Regions from separate parts of the Mus musculus genome. Here region 1 is linked to region 2. The links are chromatin loops, found by intact Hi-C in ENCODE. Cell type or tissue: left cerebral cortex. All regions are shown on one strand.

Region 1 (4,000 bases), 230 kb before region 2:
GCTCCCACTTCAACTCTCCAGCACCTAGGTCAATAAGCATGGCTCACCACACACCACAATGTGTACATTTTTTCCCCAGTGCTGAGGATCAAACCTGGGGCCTCATTCATGCTGGACAAGTGCTCTCCCAACTGAACTACATACCTCACCTCCTTGCCCTTAAATTATTAAGCATTTATCAAGAATAAATAAAAGAAATTGATGGCTTACTTTGACTGTCACGGTATTCCACAAATCTTGGCTCTTTACTTCGCCCATTCTGGAGCTTCAAATATAAAACAGAAGGTCACACTGTGTTAGTTTCTTCAGAGACTCACTATGTTACACCTCTTTAAATAGCTTGATATTTTTACACGGGGAGGGGGGGAATAAAAATATCACCTTCACAGTTACCTAAAAATGAAGTGCAGGGACTGTTAACTCCATAAATTCCAGACTATATTGTCAAAGATCACATCAGTTTCCCATTAAGAAATGAAAACATTAGGAGGGTGGGATGCATAGAATATTGCTTCAGAACAGCTCTAAACCAGGTCTTACAAGTACAGCATGGGTGTTAGAAGGTCCCAACTTGGAATATGCTGGGACTGAGCCTGCCATCTAATCTATTCCTTTAACACCGGGCAAAGCACAGCTTGACTGCAGGTGTGAGTTTTAGGCCATGAACCTCTGTCTGTGAATCCCAACTCTGCCAGTTCAACTTTTGTAGTCCTTTACCTCTTTATCTTCTCAAGAACAGAATGATACCTAGCATATATACGGTAGCTTTGTGTTTTCACGTGGATGAGTGTTTTGTGTGCATGTATGTGCCTCTGTGTGTGCCTGGGATCCATGGAGCTCAGAAGAGGCATTAGAACCTTTGGAACTAGAGTTAGACCGTTGTGAGCCACCATATGGGTGCTGAGAATCGAGCCTGTGGTCTGAAGTGCTAAGCCATTTCACCAGCTTCAGCTAAAAAGGGTATCCATGGTGTTTAAATATTCACAGACATGCAGCACAGCATAGCGGGCACAGAAGCACTTAATAAATGTCTGTACCCAAAGCCCTGGGTCCAGCTGATAGCACTACAAACTAAATAAATAATGTCCAATTCTGGCTTTTGAAAAACATGGTTTCCGAGCTATAAAAACAGTGATGTGTGTGTCATGGCAATCGAGTTGACCCACTCCTGAAAGAGTGAACTGATTCTTCTCTCTCCTCAGAGGGCAGGGCTTCTGTAAGATGACATCACTTCCTGCTACCATCTGATCAACAGCAGCATACCTAGCCAAAGAAGTACACTGTCCATTAAGCTGTGTCTGAGAGTTCATCTGTGTATAAACTGAAGAAAGACATGCAAGCTATGGTTCCCCCAACTCTGGAATAATCCATAACTTAATCGGAACCTGGTCCTTGGCACCCCACCACAAACCCATGGACATTGACTTTCAGGTGCTATCGAAAAGGGATCAGATCAAAGCTAGACTTCAAAAGCATTACAGTGCAGTCATATAACTTCTTTTGATTTGGCAGATTCTTGTGTCAGGTAATGCCACTGTCATTTCTGAAGCACTTATGTAGCCTTAGAGGAGCCAAAGCATAGCCCAGTTATATATGCAGGCCCTAAATCTTGTGAGAGAGTTGCCAGATTCCTATGTCCTAGAGCCTGCTTACTACATGAGACATCAGGTCACGTGGTAGATTCAGCAAGTGGAAAGAGAAAGCAAGCACAAAGCTGGATCCCCGAGCAGGCGACACAGCGAAGACGCTGCACTTGCAGAACGGGAACACAGAAGTGAAGATATGAAGGATTCTAACTAAGAATGACAGTGTACATTAGAATAATCTCCCAGATGGTGGGAGAAAGCTCAGAAAACCCTCAAGGATTGTACCTAAAGGTATCAGAGACTAGAAGGACAAATTAAAAAGCTGTCCTTAAGCAATGGGGTGACTGTAGTTTATAGATCCAGTGGGAAAGAGTAGAATAGGCACAGGGCTGGGCTGGCCTGTGTGAGGTAGATGGACTGACTGCTTTAGACATATGTGTCCTTGTGTTAGTGAGTGCGTGGGTGGGTGGGCAGTACACTTCTTAACAGCCACTTAGCTTTGCAAGTCTATTGCTCAGTGCAATGTTCTCATGATACACATTTACAGAAGTTTATAATTCAACCAGTCCAGTCTAAGTCCACCTTGAAGTCCGCATCACTTTAAAGGGGTTAGGTTAATGTTATACCACTGTTCTTCTCACAAGAAAAGATGGACCAGGGGGCAAGCACAAGAGTTTGCCCTCCTCAGAACATAACTATAAACAACCATGGGACATTTATGATCATTAACTAGAGAAAGAAATCTCTTTTTATGACACTCAGTTTAAAAAAAAGTTTGCCAAATTAAAATGATACTCAGGAAAAGGGCAAATGGGAGACTGGAGAGATGGGTCAGAGGCTAAGAGTGCTGCCTGGTCTTTCAGAGGACCTGGGTTCAATTCCCAGCACCCACATTGTGAATCACAACTGCCTTTAATTCCAGTCCTAGAAGAGCTGATATTTACTTCTGACCTCAATGGGCTCCTGAACACATAAATTCATGCAGGCACACATGCATACACAAATGGTTCACAAAAATTCATGCAGGCACACAAGCATATATGCAAATTAAAATAAATAAGTAAAAATAGTTTCTAAATAGTCTTTTTAAAAGCAAATGCACAAAGAGATAAGAATCAGGAAGTTTATTTTGCAGCATTGTTTCTAGTAACAAAGGAAAGGAGGCAATTTATACATCAGCAAGAAAGAACTAAATACATTTTAGTACATGCAGAAAATGGAAGCCATGAGCCCGAGGAGGCTGAAGCAAGAGGAGGCTCATTGCAAGTTCAAGGCCAGCCTAGGTTACATAATGGATTCCAGGCCAGGCTGGATTACAGGTAAGTTCTTGTCTCAAAAGAAGATAAAAGGGTAGGGGTATCATTCAAAATAATACAAATAATAATTAAGTCGAAACAATCTCCTATTAACTATATGGAACAATATCTAAGGAGTCTCTGTTCAGAAGAGCAGACATGATATGCTACCACTTGTATAAAAGTAGACACTCTGTGGGTAGATTCTCTGTGCATGGTTATAGAAGAAACTGGTCTAGATTAGTCTCCTTAACAGGAAGGAGGTAGGACATGAGTTCCGTGAGGTAGAAGGAAACAACTTTAAAATCTCTTTGGGGACATTTAACTTTTTCTTTCTATGGGTACATTCTACCTACTTTAATTTTTAAAATTGACTCTTCAAAGAAACAAAGAATGAAAAAGATATTCAACTGTATAAATAGACACATTTGCTAATGCACATAGGACAGAGACTAAAAGAAAGCTTTCCACAGTAGTCATGCCCAGATAATGGGCACAAAAATTATTTTCTTGTTATATATTTCATAAATTTTTCCAAATATATTTTTGAACACTACTAAGGTTTATAATCATAAGAAATTATACACATTCTTAATCAAACACATATCTATCAGAATTTGTTTAGCTATTACAGCATATGAAATGAGATGTTTATTTTTATTACATCTCTGAGACTGGTTCATGCTGGTACTCCATACACTGGCTCCAGACTCACCCTTGAGTTATACTTGATACTCAATTTTGGGAGCGAAGCCTGGAGAGTATTCATATTTGATCTTGCTCCTTGGCCTATGAAGACAGAAAGAGGGCTAAGGTTCATAAACTGTCACGTGAGTCTTCAACAATGCTTCAGTCCCAGTCAACCGTCGTCTTTCAAAACACCTTAAACCTGCCCTTGCCTGAATTCAAAACATCAATTAGATGACTCTTCTGCCATCAGTCAGGGTGACTAAAAGAGCTGGTGGGCTGACTCCAGAGGTAAAAGCACTTGCCACCAAGTCTGACAACCCACATGGTGAAAGGAAAGAAACAACTCACACATGGGGCTCATAAGCAAGTGAGTGCACACACACATGTATATATATATACATATATATACATATATATACATATATATAT
Region 2 (4,000 bases):
ATCTATATCTATCTACACAGATATAGAGCGTTAGGTATTTTCTTGCTGGTGGATCATGTCTAGGGTGGTTCCTTCCTGGAAAGGTTTTTTATTTGTTTGTATGTTTTTGTTTTTTTTTTGTTTTTTGGGGGGTTTTTTGTTTGTTTTTTGTTTTGTTTTGTTTTTTGTTTTTCAAGACAGGGTTTCTCTGTTTAGCCCTGGCTGTCCTGGAACTCACTTTGTAGACCAGGCTGGCCTCGAACTCAGAAATCCGCCTGCCTCTGCCTCCCGAGTGCTGGGATCAAAGGTGTGCACCACCATACCCAGCTGTTTTTTTGTTTGTTTGTTTGTTTGTTTGTTTTTTAATAAATTAGAGTTTAACCGAGAACAGGGCCTAGTGTATAAAATGGAGGTCTGGTTACAAGATGGAGTCTGTCTTGTCAAGTTGTGGCCCTTCAACAGTACCTGGCATGAATTCCCTCCTATTGATGAAACATAGTAAGTAATAACTTGGGTTATCTATAGGAAAATAGATTCTAATAGCATAGAGGGTAGGTATCTGCCCAGCTCTTGTGCTGTTTAAGGTTTATAAAGGTTGTGTGTATGTTTTATCCGGAAACTAAATGATCAAAGGTGGGTAGTAATTTGGGTCCGGATTAAATAATTTGTCCAACAAAAGTGAAATACGGATGTATGTAAAGTATCCTCACATTTCTCAATTGGAATCTTTAAACCAGTGGTTCTCAACCTGTGAAGTATAACCCCTTTGGCTAACCCCTATCTCCAGAAATATTTACATTTATGATTCATAACAGTAGTAAAATTACAGTTATGAAGTAGCAAAAAGAAACAAACAAAAACGTTATGATCAGGGGTTACCACAACATGAGGAAGTGTTAAAGGGTCCAGCATTAGAAGATTGAGAACCACTGTTCTAAACAGCTCCCAAAAAGTCTGACTCCATTTCTTCCTTCCCACTATTATATTCCACAGATAATCTTTCAATACAAATGTGGCCAGTCCCTTAAGTACCAACTTGTAATTCATAATATCTGACACTTTGACACTTTATTCATCTATTTTCATTTTGCTTTTCTTCCTAGAAAATTCAAATCAATTCAGGCCTTAGTTTTCATATCTCTTCCTTTAAGGAAAGTGTTCCTGATTCCTTCTGGTCTTATAATTATATAATCCTGTGCCCTGCTGTTAGGAACATAACTTAAAAATCATTCTCTGTAACTTGGAAACCATTTTGTATGACTTGAAATAACGCAATGCATGTGCAATAGAAGTTTGCCACCAGGTAGCTCTGATGAGACCTAGAAGCAAACCACCGGCAGGTCACCTGGAAGCCCAGTTACCAGCCTAGCCCCGGACGGTCCTTGATATGGTTAAAAACAAAAACCTAACCACAAGGTGGTGTTAAGATAGTGAACCAAACCCAAGTTGTGAGCTTGATTTTCAGAGCTCAATGAAATGATACAAAGGTTGGAACTTTGGGATTTGTGCTCTCTAGGCATCACATTTATAGCCAGTGTGTTTATATCCATTGGCAAGAATGAGTAAGTATTCAGCTGCCTTATTCTAGCACTTTCCCCAAGACTGTATGTTCAGTTTCTTCTCGTTCAATTACCCAGAAGCTCAGTTATTCAGAGGTGCCTCTACTTGAGTATTGTATTCTTACTGTTGGTTCTAAGTATGATAAGTTCGGAATAAGCGAATCCAAATGACGTAGTCCTGTTAGTAAACAAATATTTTCATGTATCCCAGCCAGATTCACTCGTTTTCCTTCTCATTTCCTCTGTATAAGCCCCCTTTTCGTGTCTTTATTTCATTAGTTGTATGGTCCTATTTTCTTGTTCATGCTCTGGCTCCGCCCTCCCTCAAACCCTTGAGATCCCTTTGCATCATATGCGAGCAGGTATTCGCTGTTCCTCAAGCGAATCCATCTTCATTATCTTTTTTTTTTTTTTTTTTTTTTCCTCAGAGCAGCTAGACTAACAATATTAAGATTGACATAAAACACCAACCAACCGTACAACCGGGGACGCTGCCCTTAACTTCCAGACAGCTAGCACACACTTGTCTCTCCAGAGATCCGGCGTGCTCCGCGCACGGTCCCTTCCCCCGGAAACGGAAACTGAAGAGATGAGGAAAGCCCGGGAACCCACTATTGGTTGGGGGATCTGTTTTCCGACTGAGCGAGGGCCTATGGCCCGAGTCAACGGGCTTGCGGCGCCGTCGCTCTGGGCGGCTCGGCTCCCCATTGGTTTCTTAGGGCACCGCCCACCGGCGGCCGGGGATTCAGTGTGCTGCGCGCAGCTCCCTTGCCCTGCTGGGCGCGCAGGTTCGGCTTGGACCGGTCGACTCTTTCCCTAGACGCTGGCCTCCCCGGGCCGTTCTGGGGTGTTCCGCGGCGGCGGGAGTCCTGGCTGGCGGCTCAAGTGAGCCTCGCGGCCGTTCTCCCTCCCGCCGGCTCGGACTCGAGAGGTGAGTCCCAGTGCGCCCTGCTGCAGCCGCGGCTCACTGCGCGCTTCCCCCGACACCCGTGGCCTTGCCGCTCGCCCACCATGGCGGGAGATGACGAGGCCGCCGGGCGCAGGCTGGAGGATGCTGGGGAGCAGCCCCCCTGGGTGAGAGGCGCTGTCTGCGAAAGCCAAGGCTGTCCTGTGGCGAGAAGTCTCCTGCACGGACCGTGCCTGCTTTCCGGCTAACCCGGCCCTTTATTTGAGAAGAGAATGAAAAGGAACTGTAACAAAAATGGCAGTGTTCTGCCAGAGGAGAAGGAACTCGGAGGGATGTAGCTCAAGGGATCGCGGGATGGAACGACTGCTGAAGTCTGTTCTGTTGTCCCGGCCGGGTGTCCCTAAAGGTCTCCTTGGGGCAGTGCTTGGTTTGAAAAATGTGTTTACTCCCAGAGGAAAGTGCATGGCTGCCAACACTTGGTGCTGCCTTGTAGTTAGTTGACTGTGAAGAGAATTGACCCTTTAGCCCTACAGATAATCACTATCCGTTATAGATGCTCCCTGTGGATATCTGCATTTCATTGGTTGATTATGGGCATGTGCATTCATGTGGATGTTGGTGCATATGTGCCGGTAGTGTGTGTTAATTTTAGATGTCTTTTTGGATCGTTCTTAACTGAGGCGGGGTCTTACTCTAACCGGGTCCTTGTTGGTTAACCAGCTTGCCTCGGGGAACCCCATTCTCCTCCTCCCCAGTTCTGAGTGCTCCTCAACTTTTAAATGACTACAAGGATCTCAGTTCCCATTCTGACGCTTGCAGGACACGTGCTTTTAGCCACTGAGCTGTCTAGTCAGCCTCCCAGATTGCAGTTTTCTTGTGTATCTGTTAGGTAGTGTTTTTCTGAGGAATTGCAGAAAAGAAGGGGACATTCTCTTAGGAGGTCTTGGTAGGAATTTCAGTTGAGGTGATTTTGTTTGTATTACATAAAATATCTTAAAAATCGGAGATGTTGTATAAATGCATTTGAGGCTGAACAGGCATACCCTGCCTTTTTGACATTTGGATACCTTGTTGCTGTCATTTACAAAGTTCGTGGCTGAGAATATCACAATACAGTTACAGAAAATTTTGCAAAAACCACTCATAATGTTTAAGCACGTTTACAACAAGGATTCGTGGCTATCCTTGACTATATAGGGCTGCTCACCTAGTGATTAAAATACTAGATCTGGGAATGGGGCATAGCTATGATCCCACTACTCTTAAAACTGAGGCTGCTAAGTCATGAGTTCAAAGCTGGCTTGTATTATAAAGTAAGACCTTCACAATAGTAAACTAAGGGACTAGGGGTGTAATACAGTTGATGAAGTGCTTGGTTTAGCACACTGGAAGCCCACAGCTCCACCCCAGCACTGCATATGCTAATGATAGTGATACAGGCCTGTAACCTATCTAGCACATGGGAGGTGGGGGCATAATCAGAAGTTCAAAGTTATCTTTGGCTACATGGTTGGAGACCAGTCTGGGACTCATGAGATAATTGTTACACACACAC

What was found. A loop is a pair of places that touch in the nucleus more often than their neighbours do. Peaks named below come from ENCODE experiments on the same cell type or tissue, not always from the same donor. Only the 100,000 strongest peaks of a DNase experiment are listed, where the experiment ranks them.
Region 1: a loop joins it to region 2, with 2.1 times the contacts of the local background. A loop is called at or near these places in 1 of 42 quality-filtered maps.

The regions. Positions count from the first base shown.
Region 1 is chr1:58,731,923-58,735,922 of GRCm38, reverse strand. Cflar (CASP8 and FADD-like apoptosis regulator) reads right to left here. Exons shown (of 10, transcript NM_207653.6): 5 at 3,597-3,670; 6 at 211-265. Among named protein-coding and RNA genes, the nearest start is that of Cflar, 21 kb to the right of the region's middle. In left cerebral cortex, no CTCF peak of the experiment used is centred here; a DNase peak (open chromatin) is centred at 1,820.
Region 2 is chr1:58,503,241-58,507,240 of GRCm38, reverse strand. It overlaps Orc2 (origin recognition complex, subunit 2), which reads left to right and starts at 2,132. Exons shown (of 18, transcript NM_008765.3): 1 at 2,132-2,469. Gm15834 (a long non-coding RNA gene) reads right to left here and starts at 2,125. Exons shown (of 4, transcript XR_865442.3): 1 at 1-2,125. In left cerebral cortex, a CTCF peak has its summit at 2,307; a DNase peak (open chromatin) is centred at 2,187; H3K4me3 peaks cover 2,231 bases; H3K27ac peaks cover 609 bases.